Linked DNA regions of Homo sapiens: region 2 is linked to region 1. Evidence: chromatin contacts called from ENCODE Hi-C or POLR2A ChIA-PET data. All regions are on one chromosome and are shown on one strand. Each heading gives the region's core, a stretch centred on a gene start or an enhancer-like site at or near the end of the contact. The rest is flanking DNA. Distances are from core to core; before and after follow the strand shown. Region 1 overlaps NANOS3 (nanos C2HC-type zinc finger 3). Region 2 overlaps ADGRL1 (adhesion G protein-coupled receptor L1).

Region 1 (7,643 bases), core at 3,563-6,062:
TGAGTCCCTGGGAAGGGGAGGGGACCCAGACAGGGCTCAGAACTGTTGGCTGAGACCATCTTGGAGCTGTTCCTAGCTCTGGCACCAGGCGGGCACCCGAGTGAGTCTAACCTGCCCTCACCTCCTCCCCTCCCCACTTGGCTCTTGCCCTAGGCGAACCACCTCCTCCCTCCCACAGGCCACCAGTGAGCCGTCCTCCAGCCTGCTGTGTGTGAGGAGGGCACCCTCTCCCCCGCACCATGCCCGGGGTCTCCGCAGCCTGTCCCCTCCTCCCGTGCCCTCCCACAGCCCTCCTCGAAGCCAGCGCTGGGTGGCTGCCCTCTCTGTTACCTGGCACTTGAACCTGCCTCTCTGCAGAGGCGGCAGCTTATCAATTATTTATGGCCAAGTTTCTGTTTCTGTCTGGCAGGGGTGGAGGAGGGTTTGGGACTCAGCCCTTGGCTGTGTGTGGCCCCCACACCCTCCTCCTCCTTCTCCTCCCCTAGCAGAGGGCGGCTCTGTCCCTGCCTCCTGCCGTCACTCCCTGTGACTTGTACCTGCTGTGCCACTGGCCACCTCCCTTAGCCACACACACAACCTGCACGTGGACCAGAGGCAGTTCATCAGAGCGGCCCGCTGTGGTTTGAGTGAAGAGCCGGGAGGGTTCACATCTGAATCTCCGACAGCGTCCCAGGGCCAATGCAGCTCCCCTCCCCACCGTCCTGGATGTCTGGAAGCTCCCAGAGGGCCCCGGGTCTGGTTTGGTGGCTTGAGGCTGAATGACACACACAAGAGGCTAAGACCCAGGGGCTGCCAGACACCTCAGGGTGACCAAGGCAGGAGCAGCAGGACAGCAGTTTCCATAGTGACAGCCCCGGAGGTGCTGCGAAGCCTGGGGCATGGGCGGGTTTAGGGCGGGTGGCCCCCACTTACCCGCCTGGCCACCTGTACTGCCTGTGTCTGAGAGTGGCACCTGTTCTGTGGGGTGGGGGAGGTGTTCTGTGGCTCCTTGGCTCTTCCGTGATTTTTTTTTTTTTTTTGAGACACAGTCTTACTCCCATCACCCAGGCTGGAGTGCAGTGGTGCAACCTCAGCTCACTGCAGCCTCGATCTCCCAGGCTCGCATGATTCTCCCACTTCAGCCCCCTAAGTAGCTGGGATTACAGGTACCCGCCACCACACCCGGCTAATTTTGTATATTTTTTTTTAGAGATGGGATTTTGCCGTGTTGCCCAGGCTGGTCTCAAACTCCTGGATTCAAGTAATCCACCTGCCTCAGCCTCACAAAGTGGTGGGATTACAGGCATGAGCCATCGTGCCTGGCGGGATATTTTTTAGATAGAGTCTTGCTCTGTTGCCCAGGCTGGTGTACAGGATCATAGCTTACTGTAGCCTCCATCTCCCAGGCTCAACTGATCCTCCCACTTCATCCTCCTGAGTAGCTGGGACTACAGGCGCGCACCACTATGCCTGGCTAATTTTGTATTATTTGTAGAGATGGGGGTCTCACTACATTGCCGAGGCTGGTCTTGAATTCCTGGGTTCAAGCCATCCTCCCACCTTGACCTCCCAAACCTTCCAAGGATATGAATGCCATCTGGGCTGGCCTTTCTAGCACTGCCCTGGGTGCTGGGGAGGCAGTGTGGGACAAAACACAGAGTTGAATGCTACTGGGGGATTCGGGGTGTGGGGACATGAGAGACAGCAGATTAGATAGTCAGATGGCAGAGTGTTGGGGAAAAAAAGGCAGCGGAGAAGGGGTTAAAATGTAAGGAGGAATCAGGGAAGCCACCACCAGGAGGAGACATTTGGGAAAGAACATTCCAGAATCCTGAGAGGTGCTCAAGGAATGGCCAGGAGTCTAGTGTGGCTAGAGCCGAGGGGAGGGGAGAAGCGGGGGATGAGGGGAGGGCACGGGGCAGGCAGGTGGTGCACAGCTGCGGGAGGAGAGGGCTTGCCTCTGAGCTAGGTTTCCAAGTTCACAGCCCCCAGTGCCTGTGGGGGACAAGCCACAGGGGCAGGAGATAGGGAGGCGGTGGCAGCAGCGTCCTGAGAGGGCAGGGCAGGTAGGGGAGAAGCGGTTGGGTTCTGGGCCTGCTGGGCAGTGGAGCCAGCTGGGTTGGCCATCAGGGTTCTGTCGTGAACAGAGGAGGACAGGCTGGACACCTGGAAAAGATGGCGCGAGGCCCTGCGGAAGCCCCTCCCACTGGAGAGCTCTGGTAGTCCAGTGAGGTCGGGCCACTCTCAATTTCCTTCCCTGCTGGCCAGGACCTTCGTGGGGATCCAGGCCTCTGAGGCCTCCAGGATGGAGGATGCCACCAACGTCGTGCGTGGCCTCATCGTTGAGCTCTCCAACCTGAAGTACGGGGTGGGCTTGGACTCACGGCACAGGGTCTGCGGGAGGCCAGTGGGGACTCAGAGGAGCAGGGAGGGACTGAAGTGTGAAGCCCCTAGGTGGGCAGCGAGGGTCAGGCACCTCACTGCTGCTGGGTCCTCACCGTGGCCCCCCTCCCCCGTCCTTTGCAGAACACAGGCTCTGAAGAAAGGCTGCAACAGGCCCAGCCTGTGCTACAACAGGCCCTTTCTGGTTATGTGCACGTGTGTGAGCCGTGTGTGTGCACCTGAGTCATTGGTGACCATGTGGCTGTGAGGCGCGGCCCCCTCTGTCACCTGGTGACCACTGAGCCCCACACGCATGCCTGTGTTTCCCCCACAGCCGGCTGATCATGGGCACCCACCGGGACCTGGAAGCTTTCAAGCGCCTTAACTACCGGAAGACAAAGCTGGGAGGCAAAGCCCCCCTGCCTTACCCTTCCAAGGGGCCTGGGAATATCCCTCGAGGGGACCCACCCTGGAGGGAGTTGTAGGCCACTTTGAGGTCTGTGTTTCCTTTGCCACCCAGCCCCCATGTCCGCAGACCTCCTCCAAGATGCTCCAGGGGGTCCTAGTGGACCCTACAAACCTCCCTTCAGTTGCCCGGAAGTTGGTCTTCCATGGACAACACAAAGGAGGCCGTGAGGTCCTGGCCTCACCTGGCCAGGGTCAAGGTCATTTGCCACCCTTGGCTTCAGGGAGGGAAACTGTGTCTCCCACAGCCCCAGTGACTTCAAGCGGGCCTGGGCTCCAGGAAGCTGGCCACCTCTGAGCAGGGCCCATCCTGTCCGGATTTGCAAATTTTAGGGTCCTGAGCCAAGTATGGATGGTTCAGAATTTGTTTCTTTCCTGGAGGAGAAGAGAGCTCCCTTTGTTTTCTTTCTCCCCATTTCCATTTTATTTCTTCTGGGAAGACCCATAATAAATGATTCTGTAGAGGCCCCGTGACCTGCTGTTTGGGGCTGAGGCTTCAGTTCCTTCACCTTCCGCCCACAAACCTCTCTACCCACTTCCTCCTCCTCGCCCTCTACGAGTTTTATGCCTCAGCTTCCCTGGGAAAGCAAGGGGGGGGCGAATCTCCAGGGGTGGGTGACTGTGTGCCCACATCTGTGTGCAGGCTCTTGAGCATACACGCGGGTCGAAGCCTAAGAGACGCCCTGGGCGATCATCCAGCTGCAGGGTGAGTCCTGCGCTCCGGTGGCTTGGCCCATCCTCCAGGACAAGCTGCCTGTGGGCCCCAGACAGGAAGGAGGCCATCCCAGGAGGTTATGGATGCAAACATGGCTGAAGTCGTGGCATTTCTCATCCCACGCAAGCCTCTCGAGCCAGATGACAGTCCTGTTAGCAACCACAGGGGCTGCTGTCATCCCCAGTTTACAGAAAACAATGCCTCTGTGAAATCTGTCACTGAAAGGCTGACTGGACCTTCGACATCATGAAGCACTCTGTGACTCCTGCACCCCAGCTCCCATGGCTCAGGCGGGGTCCTCCTCCCACCCTGCAGCCTTACACCCTGGAGACCTGATGCAGGAGGGGAGGAAAGAGCAGGGTGGGTTCACACCCAGGTGAGCCCCCTGTCCACCAGGACATGCCCTGGTGTAAGCCCAGTTCCCCGGGTCTCCAGCCCCAGCGGCTCTGCCCTAGGAAACTGTAACTCCATTCCCAGACCCTGGGAGCCGCTGGGATCCTTCTGTTTTCTTTCTCCTCCTCCCCACTTCCCCCTCCACGACCCAGCTGTCTGCAAGAGCCCACCCCCATCCCCAGGGCCTCCGGTTCCAATTTAAGTCTTTTAAGTCGGAAAGCCAAGGGCAGAGGGGACAGCAAAGAGCTCGATTCCTGCTCCCCGCTGCCAGACCACAGGCCTCAGGGCTGGTTTGTGGGACGGGGGCGGGGTAGGAATGTGGACTGCACAGTGGGCGCACTGGCTTCCTGAGCACTGCCACCTGTTGCCCCAACAGGACAAGATCTGGAGGTGGAGGAGGCAGGCAGGGGTGTGGGGATTCCCCCACATGCATTTCCCCCCCGCCCTGCCAGAACAGCCCCATCCTTCTGCTCCTGCCCAAGCCCACCCAGGACATGGTCCCATTCCCTGCCCCCTAAATGTCCCTCCCTTGCTCTAAACTGCCTGGCTTGTCACTGGGGCATCCATGGTGACATAAACATTCACCTTCCTTAGTGATGAGGATGTCGGGGGGGGGGGCTCTGTCTAGTTGTGTGTCAATTTCTTCCTCAAATGAAGCCCCCACCTCCAGTACGGAGCTGGGGGTGGGATGGGAGGAGTCCACCCATCTTGCATGTCAGTGCAGGGGGTGGCTGAAAGACCAAATGTCCACAGAAAGGGTCTCATGATGTCGATCTGGCTTTGAGGTGCCATGAACCCCCCCAGCTACCCCAAGGCACCCACTTGTGTTTCTCTGCACAAAGCAGCTCACCCCAGCACCCCAGGGTGCCGAAACTCAAAGAAGGAGAAGGGGAGATCTAGGTACAGGACTCCCAGCAAGGTTCACACTACACCTTGTCCCAAGACCAGGGCTTGTCTGTTGTTGATCCATTCATAAGCATTTATTGAGGGCTGACTGGATGCCCAGCACTAGGGAAACGGCAGATGGCACAAAGGGTGGGGTCCCCAAGGACAGGGCGATTTCAGCTCTTCCCTTGCCAACCCCGGGTCATCCCCAGGGCTCAATCCCAGGCTGGGGGGAGGGTCTGGGAGTGGGGGCAGTCGTCATAGGGTGGGTCTTCCTGGAAATCCAGCCGAGCCCGGGTGCCCTTGCCCAGGTGTAGGCAGCCTCCTAGGTGGACATGGAGGGAGAGCAGGAGGGCGAAGGCTCAGACTTCCCGGCACCTCTGAAACCTAGTGGAGGGGGAGGGAGAGAAATGCTTAATCACAGGCGATGACTCAACGCTCCCCAAGTTGCCCACGGACTCGGCCTCCGGGCCTGCTGGACCTCTGGCGCCACCCAGGGGCTGCTCCGGAGACAGCGACCCCGTGACGTCTCTGGCTCCGCCGGGCGGCCCCGCTGGGACCCAGAGCCCGAGACAAAGCACAGGAGTTCCGATTCTGCGACTGTGGTGCCCTCTCGTGGCCGCCGTGCTCTGGGGTCCCCGGATCTGTTACTCCCAAAAGTTGTTCATCAGAAAGGCTGGCCGCAGGACACCATCTTCCCTATGTCCTTTTGGCCTCCAGCGTCTCCCAGTGAGACAGCATCAAACCTCACAGGAAACACTATCTTCTCCTGGAGGCAGTCTTTCATGCTTTCTTTTTTTTGTGAGACGGAGTCTCACTCTGTCGCCCAGGCTGGAGTGCAGTGACGTGACCTCAGCTCACTGCGACCTCCACCTCCCGGGTTCTAGCGATTCTCCTGTCTCAGCCCCCCGAGTAGCAGGGATTACAGGCGCATGCCACCATGCCCAGTTAATTTTTTGTATTTTCAGTAGAGACGGGGTTTCACCATGTTGGCCAGGCTGGTCTTGAATTCCTGACCTCAGGTGATCCACCTGCCTCAGCTTCCCCAAGTACTGGGATTACAGGCATGAGCCACCATGACCAGTGCTTTTTTTTTTTTTTAAGACGAGGTCTTGCTGTGTTGCCCAGGCTGCAGTGCAGTGGCACCATCTCAGCTCACTGCAGCCTCTGTCCCCTGGACCCAAGCGATCCTCCCTCGTCAGCCTCCCAAGTAGCTGGGACTACAGGCACACACTACCATGCCCAGCTAATTTTTTGTAGACACTGGGTTTCACCATGTTGCCCTGGCTGGTCTCAAACTCTTGGGCTCAAGCGATCCTCCTGCCTTGGCCTCCCAAAGTATTGGGATTACAGGTGTAAGCCATCACACCTGACCCTTTCATGACTTTAAGAAATGTTCACTGCAAAGCTGCCTGAGAGTAGTTGGGAGGGGTCGTCCTCTCCCAGTCACTATCCTCCAGGAGCTCACAGTCTGCTGGGGGAGGCAGTGCCCAAACACACCTAGTTAGACTGGCCCCTCCTCTGTTAGCTGACTTCCTCAAAGGCAATTTAAGTTGCTAGAACGAGTTTCTCTTTTAAAACCTCACTGGGGGCCAGGCATGGTGGCTCAAGCCTGTAATATCAGCACTTCGGGAGGCTAAGGCGGGTGGATCTCGAGGTCAGGAGTTCAAGACTCAGCCTGGCCAAGATGGTGAAATCCCGTCTGTACTAAAAATACAAAAATTAGCCGTGCGTGGTGGTGGGTGCCTGTAATCCCAGCTACTCGGGAGGCTGAGGTAAGAGAATCGCTTGAACCCGGGAGACAGGTTGCAGTGAGCCAAGATCGCGCCACTGCACTCTAGCCTGGGTGACAGAGCAAGACTCCATCTCAGAAAAATAATCAAATAAAAGAAAGAAAGAAAGAAAACCTCACTGGGGCCAGGCGTGGTGGCTCACGCCTATAATCCTAGCATTTTGGGATGCCTAGGCAGGAGGATCACCTAAGCCGTGTTTGAGACCGGCCTGGGAAACATAGTAAGACCCTGTTTCTATGGGAGGAAAAAAAAAACACACCAGGAATGGTGGTGCACGCCTGTAATTCCAGCTACTCGGGAGGCTGAGGCAGGAGAATCGCTTGAACCCAGGAGGCAGAGGTTGCAGTGAGCCAAGATCGCACCACTGAACTCCATCCAGCCTGGGTGGATAGAGCGAGACTCTATCTCAAAAAAAAAAATTAAAAAAAAAAAGGAAGAAAAATAAATTGATAAATAAATAAAATAAAAGTCTTCTTTCTGCATCTATAATAACCCTGCGGGCCAGATGTGGTGGCTGATGCCTGTAATCCCAGCACTTTGGGAGGCTGAGGAGGGTGGATCACGAGGTTGGGAGTTCGAGACCAGCCTGGCCAACATGGTGAAACCCCATCTCTACTAAAAATACAAAAATTAGCTGGCCATGGTGGCAGGCGCCTGTAATCTCAGCTTCTCAGGAGGCTGAGGCAGAAGAATCGCTTGAACCCGGAAGGCAGAGGTTGCAGTGAGCCAAGATCATGCCACTGCACTCCAGCCTGGGTGACAGAAAGAGACTCTGTCTCAAGATAAATAAATAAATACATAAACAAACTGGCTCGGTGCGGTGCTCACGCCTGTAATCTCAGCAGTTTGGGAGGCCGAGGTGGGCGGATCACGAGATCAGGAGTTTTGAGACCAGCCTGGCCAACATGGTGAAACCCCATCTCTACTAAAAATACAAAATTTAGCCGGGCATGGTGGCAATTAGCCGGGTGTGGTGGCGCGCGCCTATAATCCCAGCTACCCAGGAAGCTGGGGCAGGAGAATCGCTTGAA
Region 2 (7,643 bases), core at 3,852-6,351, 290 kb before region 1:
TCTTTTGTTTTGTTTGAGACGGAGTCTTACTCTGTCACCCAGGCTGGAGTGCAGTGGCTCAGTCTTGGCTCACTGCAACCTCCGCCTCCTGGGTTCAAGTGATTCTTCTGCCTTAGCCTCCTGTGTAGCTGGGATTACAGACATGCACCACCACGCCTGGCTAGTTTTTGTATTTTTAGTAGAGACAGGGTTTCACTATGTTGGTCAGGCTGGTTTCAAACTTCTGACATCAGGTGATCCACCCGCCTTGGCCTCCCAAAGTGCTGGGATTACAGGCGTGAGCCACCACGCCCAGCCAGTGTTCTATTTTTAAAGAAGAGGATGAGGTGGATGGATACAGACAGATCTTCCCACACCCCATCCTGCCCCCCATTTTTCTCTCTCCCTGCTAGATCCTTAGTCCCTTCTCAAGTGTCTGCCTGTGTTTAGTACCCTTGGTTAAGAGCAGGATTGAAGGGGAGACACAGGGCCTCTTCTGCCCCATACCTGTCGGGAAGCCTCTCAAACTATGTCCTGCATGCCCGTGTCCTGCCTGGCCTAGCCCCAGCCTGCTGCAAGGGACAGAGACCCTGACAGTGGGGACAGACAGCAGATGAGACACACCTTTTTGTTAAATAGGTTCCCCCTTACATGCTAGCCAGCCCCCTGGGAAGTTGACAGTGACTTGGAGGAGTTGCCTCTTGGGAACCGAGAATGGCTTTCCCCTGGGGATGCTCTCTCCTGGCTGCCCTGGCTATAAGTCTGCACAGCAGCACTGCCCAAAGGGTGGGATGTGTCCACGAGATGGTGTGAAGTGGACACAGCTGGACACTGAACATTTCATTGATCGTAAGTTTGCAGAGACACCACCTCACGTGCATGGCTTCACATGTATTACTCTCCAGTGAACAGCGCAGGGGCTTTAAAGTCCATTTAAAGAAAAATGCCAAGGATATAATAGTGTCAGCTACACTCACAATGAAAGAGATGAGGGGTGGCCAGGAAAGCACTGTTTAGCGGGTGACTCCTCCTTCTTAGCCCTGAGGATGATGCTGTGCTGGGGCTGAAAATAGAAGAACCCTGGTGGGAAAGAGAGAGCAGGCAGGAAACAAAAAGTGCCCACACAAGTCCTCTGGGCTTGGTGTGTTAGTTCGTTCTTATACTGGTATAAAGAAATACCTGAGATTGGGTAGTTTATAAAGAAAAGACATTTAATTGGCTCATAGTTCTGCAGGCTGTACAGGAAGCATAGTAGCTTCTGCTTCTGGGGAGGCCTCAGGAAACTTACAATCACAGCAGAAGGTGAAGGGGAAGCAGGCACGCCGTACATGGCTGGAGTAGGAGGAAAAGAGAACAGGGGAGGTGCTACACACTTTTAAACAACCAGATCTCAACAGCACGGAGGGGATGGTGATAAACCATTCATTAGAAACTGCCCCCATGATCCAATCACCTCCCACCAGGCCCCACCTCCAACACTGGAGATCACAATTCAACATGAGATTTGGGTATGGACACAGATCCAAACTATATCACTTGGTTTCCAGCTCCACTGCCCCTTCCCAATTTGGGGGTGTCTATGACACCATGACCCTGGAGCATGCACCCCCACCCCCGCCACCCCGTCTATGTGTTTCTTTCCCAATGCCCTGTTTCTCCTCTGAAGGTGTAACAACCGCACCCAGTGCGTGGTGGTCGCCGGCTCGGATGCCTTTCCTGACCCCTGTCCTGGGACCTACAAGTACCTGGAGGTGCAGTACGACTGTGTCCCCTACAGTGAGTCATCTTGTTCCTTGTGCGGATGCGGGCCCTTCTCGCATGAGTGAGTGAGGAGGAGACACCTTGACCCATCACACATGTGCACACATGCATGGGGCCTGGGCACAGTGGGGACAGCCGGGCCTGCTCTCTCCAACACACATTCTCTAATCCCAGACACCAGTGTCCACACTCAGTGCCTGCTCCCCCGCCTCACAGACTCTGTCCCCTCCTGTGGGGACACCTTCTCCAGCTCTCCTTACCCCAGCCCACTCACCCTGCTTCTTCATGCACCCTATACTCATTTCCACACTGCCAGGCCATGGTCCCGTGCTCTGCCTGGCACACTTACGTCTCTCTCTTCTCCCTTGGCCTCTATGCTTTTCTCCCCCATCTGCCTCCCTCGCCTTCTCACATCCCTTCCTTTTCTGACTCTTCTGACCTTTTCTGACCCTTCTCATCTACCTTCTCTTCCCTCTCACTTACCCCACTGCCCCTCTCAACACCGTTCTCTCAGCACCCTCACTCCCCACACACTTCTTCCCAATCATGGAAGCTGGACTCTACACCCATAGAGTGGGATACCATCCTCTGAGGCCTGGTGGCAGATTCAGGGTGAAGGGCTGGGGGGCATTTTCAACAGATTCATAGCTCCTCACTGGTCTCCCCATTACCATGTGGCACTTCCTGTCTGCAAAGGAAATGCCGCCATGTTGGACTGAGGGTGGCCTCCAGGCAGCCTGAAGAAAGTGATTTGGGGAGCCAGGAGCCTGGCCATCTTGCACCTGGCCAAAGGGATCAGACAAAGACAAGGTCTCTCCTCCTCAGCACCCCACCCTTGACATCACCTTTTTCCTGCCCTCTCTCCTCCCTCCCTCCTTCCCATTATCCCTTCCCTTCTCCTCCCACAATGGGTTCCATGTAGTCAACCTGGTGGTAGGGCCTCCGGGAAGAGTGGGGAGAAGGCAGGGCCATCAGGGTGTCTGAGTGTGGCGGGCCGGGTTTGGGGACTAAGAGGCCCTGTAACTCTCCCTCCTCTCCCCTCCCACCCCAACCTTCCCTGCCAGCCTTTGATTTCTCCTCACAGGTGACTCGATGCTGGGGAAACAGGATCCCTTCTGTGCTTCCGTAATTTTCTTCTTTTACTCTTCGTCCTTTCCTTTCAGCGCTTGAGGCCTTCAGCCACCACCGAGGGGGATGCCCATCTGCTCCTTGAAGCCTCCCCACAGCACTGGGGACACGGCTGACTCCCGCGGCTGGGACAGCGGGGAAGGGGGGTGGGAGGCAGCGAGCTCAGCACAGGGGGGCAGTCAGATGGGTGTAGGTTCAAGGCTCGACTGGGCTCTTGAGTTTTCTGGCTCTGAAACCTTGAGCAAATGATTTAATTTCTCTGGGCCACTACGGAAGGAGGTGTGAGTCCATGAGATGACATGTGAGAAGCGCTTGGCCCAGGGCCGGCCACAAAGTCGCTCCTGGTGGCAGGGTTTTGAGTGCCGAGTGTAAACTTCCCAAGGGCAGAGGCTTCGTCTTCACCCGCCGCCCCAGCGCCCAGACCCATGCCTGGTTCAGGATGTGCTCAGTAATATTACCAATGCCCTTTAAGCCAGCTGAGCCTGTTTATTCATCTGTGATGGGGTGGAGAGGGGTCAAAAGCCTTCCCTGGGAAGCCACAAGGAGTAGCGACAACGCATGTCAAGCTTGTGTGCACCCGAGCTGTAGATGCAAAGGAAATGGTGCCTGCTTTCGCCAGCCATGTGGCCTCACTTCAGTGTGCCTCAGTTTTCCCATCTGTAGACAGGGTTCTCAAAAGACGGCCAGTGAGGTGCGTAGCATAGTTGCTGGCCCCTCGTGAGTGCTGGACACTTGGTAGTCGTTGCTTTTGTTGCAGCTCCTTGTAATGCCTCTTGTCAATTACGATTATTGCTGTGGTAATCAAAATTAAAATAACAACGGATAATGACCCAACTTCTCCCGAGGCAGGTGAGATAAAGGGCAGGAAAAATTCCTCGGTCCAGGTGGAAGCCAAAGCAAGTAGACGAGAGGCTCAGGTCAAGCCGCAGGAAAGAAGCTAGGGGAGGAGAGGAGCTGAGAAACCTCCTGGAGCCGAGGCCCTGAGCGTGGTCCAGGGGCTACAACCGACAGAGACCAGGCAGGCTCCAGGGACAGAGGGCAGGACAGTTCAGAGGATGAGTGGCTGCCTGTCTGATGGAAGAGAGATAGCCTGAGCCCTTGGGGAGACAGGAGACACACGCACACACACACACGCGCAGACATGTGTGCACACATACGGGGTGGATGTTGGGGGCAGAGCTAACTCCTGATGCTCCAGAGGAAGGAGGCTGGAGTTAAAGCGGGGACAGGAGGTAGCTAGAGGACAGGGAGGCCAGGCACTCACTTGTCCCCAAAATGTTCACTGAGCATCTCCTGAGTGCCAGGCCCTGGGTGAGGCGCTGGGAAGGGAGGCAGAGGCTGCCCCTGCGGAGCTCCCTGCTGGAACCTTCAGAGAGGGGCCAGGAGAGCCAGTCCCTCCAGTCAGAAGTTCCTGAGGGGCCAGGGATGCAGAGGGGGAGCGGCCTGGGCAGCCACCTGGCCCAGGGCTTCAGAGGCTGGGGGTGACCCCAGTGCTGGTGAGGGTGGGTCAGGGGTGGGTGGCAGGGGGCACGTGATGTGTGGGAACCCTCCCACACAGTGGACAAGCCCGACTAATGCTGGATTTGCTTTGCAGCTGAGCACAGTCTAACCGCGCCCCTTCCTCCCCTAGGTGCCGCCCGTCCGCAGGGCAGCGGGCAGGGCGGAGCTCCCAGCTCCTGGGCCCCCGGGCCCTGGGTGGGTTGAGCAGAGAAGCCGAGCCTCAGACTTGCCCCTGGGGAGCCTGGGAGCGTGTCTGTGCCCCCACTTGCTGTCCCACCCAGTCTGTGTCCCCCACCCCCGCCACCTCTCTGCCTCCGTCTCCCCAACCCTGGCTCTCTCTGGGGCCCGGGTGCAACTGCCCGTCTGCCTGTCGTTCTGTGTCTGGCTCTGCCACCTTCTCTCTGTGTTTGCTTCTTCTGGGTTGTGAGGGCTTGGGGGAAGTCAGCTGGACCTGGGTGAGGCCAGCATAAAGGGGAAGGAGTTCAGCCTGTTTCTTGGCTGAGGGTGGGCCCAGGCCCTGGGAGACACTGAAATCCTTCCCCTGGGGCCCCTGGTTCTAGCAGGAGGGCAGCAGGCAGGGTGGGAAGGGAGCCGAGTGGCTTATCCACCCCACCACTCCCTGGTGCCCCCTCTGACCGGAGCCCACCTCCCAGCTGGGGCTCCCTACTCCCTGCCCCCGCCTTGCACCAAGGGTGCCCCCTCCCACCTGAGGGCTCTGTCTGCCTGCCTGTACCCCCCTACCACCCCTGTGTCTTTCTGTGTCTTCTCCCTCCTGTGTGTGTCCCCCTCGTCCCTCTGACTGTCTCCCCAGCACCCTCTCACCCCACCTGACCACCCCCAGAGGAAGGGACCTGGGGGCGGGGGCCCGAGCTGATGCTACGGAAGGGGTTGGGGAAGCAGGAGCGAGGAAGGAAAGGAAAAGGGGGCGTGTTGCCAGAAAAGAAACGAAAGCAATTTAATCTCTTTTTTTTTCTCTTTTTTTCTTGCACATTTTTTTTTTCAATTTGTTTTCTCTCTCTCTTCCGATGCTTAAAGTAGAAGTGGAGCAGAAAGGTAAACGCACTGTTACCAATGCTAACCCCTAACTCACACTTTGTTCTACCTGTACCATACTTATGTGACCTGCCCTCCCCCGGCCCCTTCTTCTCTCCCCAACCCACACTTGGTCCGGTCGGTATCCCCCACCCTGGGTTGTCCTCCCAGTGGGACCAGCCCTGGTGCGGCCACGGGCATCTCCACCCTCCAGATACCCACGGAAGCTCCTCTCTGAGCTTGGGCAGGATTTTCTCTCTCTCGCTGTTTCTGTCTCTCTCTGTCCCTCCTTCCTGGTCCCTGGCCCTTTCGGGGGACCTGGCCTTTTCTCATACTTCTTTTGCCTCCTTCAGGAGAAGTGTATAAGCATCCAGGGCGGGTGGGGAGGGAGGGACTCCCTTCCCCGGCTCCCCCACTGGGGCACCGGGTGAGCTGTCTCTCTCTCTCTCTCTCTTTCTCTCTCTCTCTCTCTCTGTCTCTCCCCTCTCTCTTCCTCCTTCCCCTGTACCTTTTATAACATGTTTCTGGTTCATGGGAGGCGGGCTGGAGGGGACACCATTGTTTTCCTTTTGGGGAGCAGATTCTCCTATGTCTCGGGCTCCTGGTGGCTTAAGTTCCTTCTGGTTTGATGTTTCCAAGGCCCAGAGCTGTTTTGGAGCATGGAGCACCAGTCCTCCCCACCCCCAACCTGATCCCCATCTCTGACCAGCTGGGGGCCCAGCCCTGGGGAGGGGTGTCAGCTGTCCCCAGCCCTGGGAGGGGGCAGCCTGCCAAAAAATGAAAAAATGAGGGCGAGGGGGCGGGGGCGGGCCTCGTGGTTGGGGGAGCGAAGGGTGGGGGAGCGTGTTCTCTGTTTCTTTCACACTTGCAAAGCTGCAGTCAGGGTTTCTTCTGGGCTGTTGTGGTTAGAGGACCAGGGAGATGGGCGGCGGGCGGCGGGGGCACAGTCTGGGGACTTCCACAGACTCCGTAATTTCTAGCAGAGAACTCCCTAGTGGATGGGGCTGGCCATTACTGGCTGTTATTGGGGGGAGCGGAGGTGCTGCTGCTGAGGGGCTTCTAGGGTGAGATGTTAGGGATGACCATTTCCTCTCCAGAAAGTTTTGGGAAATTTACCCATCTGAGGCCGGCAGCAGCAGGCAGGGCTGGAGGACATGGCCTTTAGGGATCCCTTTTGCCTTGAAATTACAGTGGTCTGTGGAGCATCCCTTCCGAAGGAGGTGGGGCAGGGTCCCTCTGAGCTGCTCCCCTCCCCGTCTTCCCCTCTCCCCCATCTCAGAGAGGCCTGGGCTGCTGGCCCCAGGTCCGCCCCCTCACCACACCCCTCCAGTCTCCTCTCTTTCTCCTGGAGTCTCTCTCCCTCCCAGCACCAGCCACTCTTCTTGCAGGCCCACTGGTTTGGATGCGGCACCACTGGAGATTTTCTCTTCGAGGGCCAGGGCAGGGCGGGTGGGGTGACGGGGCAAGGGAGGGAAGAGGAGGGATTGGGAGTTTGGTGCTGGTGAAGGGTCCTTGCTGTCCAAGGCCCCAGACAGACCCTTCCTCATCTTCTCCCCCTTCCCCTGGGTTGACCTCTAACCACATTTTTCCCCCCTGACACCCTCTGAGCAGGTTAGGCTCTGAGGCCTCCCACCGTCCCCTTCACACAAACACGTCCCCTCAGATGCCACACACCTGGTGGGGGTGGGGACCGGCTTGGGCAGAGGCCAGTGTGCTGGACAGAGTGGGCAGGCCGACCCCTCAGGGCATCAGGGACAGGGGGATGGCCAGTCCCCAGGGCCCAAGCCAGGGTCGTTTTGGCTCCTGCCCAGCTCTATGTCCCAGGCTCCTCTCCCTCTACAAAAACTACATCCTGGCTGCTTTGTGCCAGGGGGCCCCTGAGCCACATTGTTCCCATGCTGTGAAGGGAGTGCTGCCTGTCCCCCTCCCTCCCAAGCCTGCTGGAGGTGGGGAATGAGGACTAGCCCAAGCCCCTCTTGCCACTGGGGCTGCCCCCCAAGCCGGTGCCAGGTCCCAGCCCCCCGATCCCCTCGGGGCCAGCTGCTTTGGTGACATGCCAAGCAAGAGCAGAGAATTCACTGCAAACCCTCCACCCTCGCCCTGTGCCCTCGCCCTGGCCTATGTGTGGGTTCTGCCAGCCAGGAGGTGAGGGAGGCCCGGCCATCCTGGATGGAGGGGCGCACTCTGGGAGGAGGTGGGGTGTCTGGCCACACTGACCCCCGGATCAGTCAAGGGGAGGTTAG

Evidence for each region. A loop is a pair of places that touch in the nucleus more often than their neighbours do. ChIA-PET counts read pairs that join two places held with the same protein, here RNA polymerase II (POLR2A). Pooled maps may share reads with other maps.
Region 2: a pooled map shows a loop between it and region 1 (4-fold over the local background). The contact joins two enhancer-like sites. A Hi-C loop is called at or near these places in 5 of 50 pooled maps. POLR2A ChIA-PET finds 5 or more read pairs at or near these places in 2 of 52 experiments (A673 and activated CD4-positive, alpha-beta T cell).

The regions. Positions count from the first base shown.
Region 1 is chr19:13,878,005-13,885,647 of GRCh38, reverse strand. NANOS3 (nanos C2HC-type zinc finger 3) reads right to left here. Exons shown (of 2, transcript NM_001098622.3): 2 at 4,891-5,206. The coding sequence ends at 5,145. It overlaps BRME1 (break repair meiotic recombinase recruitment factor 1), which reads left to right. Exons shown (of 9, transcript NM_001345843.2): 8 at 2,248-2,340; 9 at 2,696-3,300. The coding sequence ends at 2,846. Among named protein-coding and RNA genes, the nearest start is that of NANOS3, 4.7 kb to the right of the region's middle. RefSeq lists enhancers at 1,879-2,724, 3,550-3,699, 4,290-4,379, 5,503-5,652. Within about 2 kb of position 4,812, at least 17 of the 41 ENCODE cell types and tissues checked have a DNase peak (open chromatin) inside an H3K27ac peak, as active enhancers do.
Region 2 is chr19:14,164,794-14,172,436 of GRCh38, reverse strand. It overlaps ADGRL1 (adhesion G protein-coupled receptor L1), which reads left to right. Exons shown (of 23, transcript NM_014921.5): 4 at 1,646-1,755. It overlaps ADGRL1-AS1 (ADGRL1 antisense RNA 1), which reads right to left. Exons shown (of 3, transcript NR_045214.1): 3 at 1,173-3,660. Among named protein-coding and RNA genes, the nearest start is that of ADGRL1-AS1, 31 kb to the right of the region's middle. RefSeq lists a silencer at 4,427-4,616 and an enhancer at 4,487-4,986. Within about 2 kb of position 5,101, at least 7 of the 41 ENCODE cell types and tissues checked have a DNase peak (open chromatin) inside an H3K27ac peak, as active enhancers do.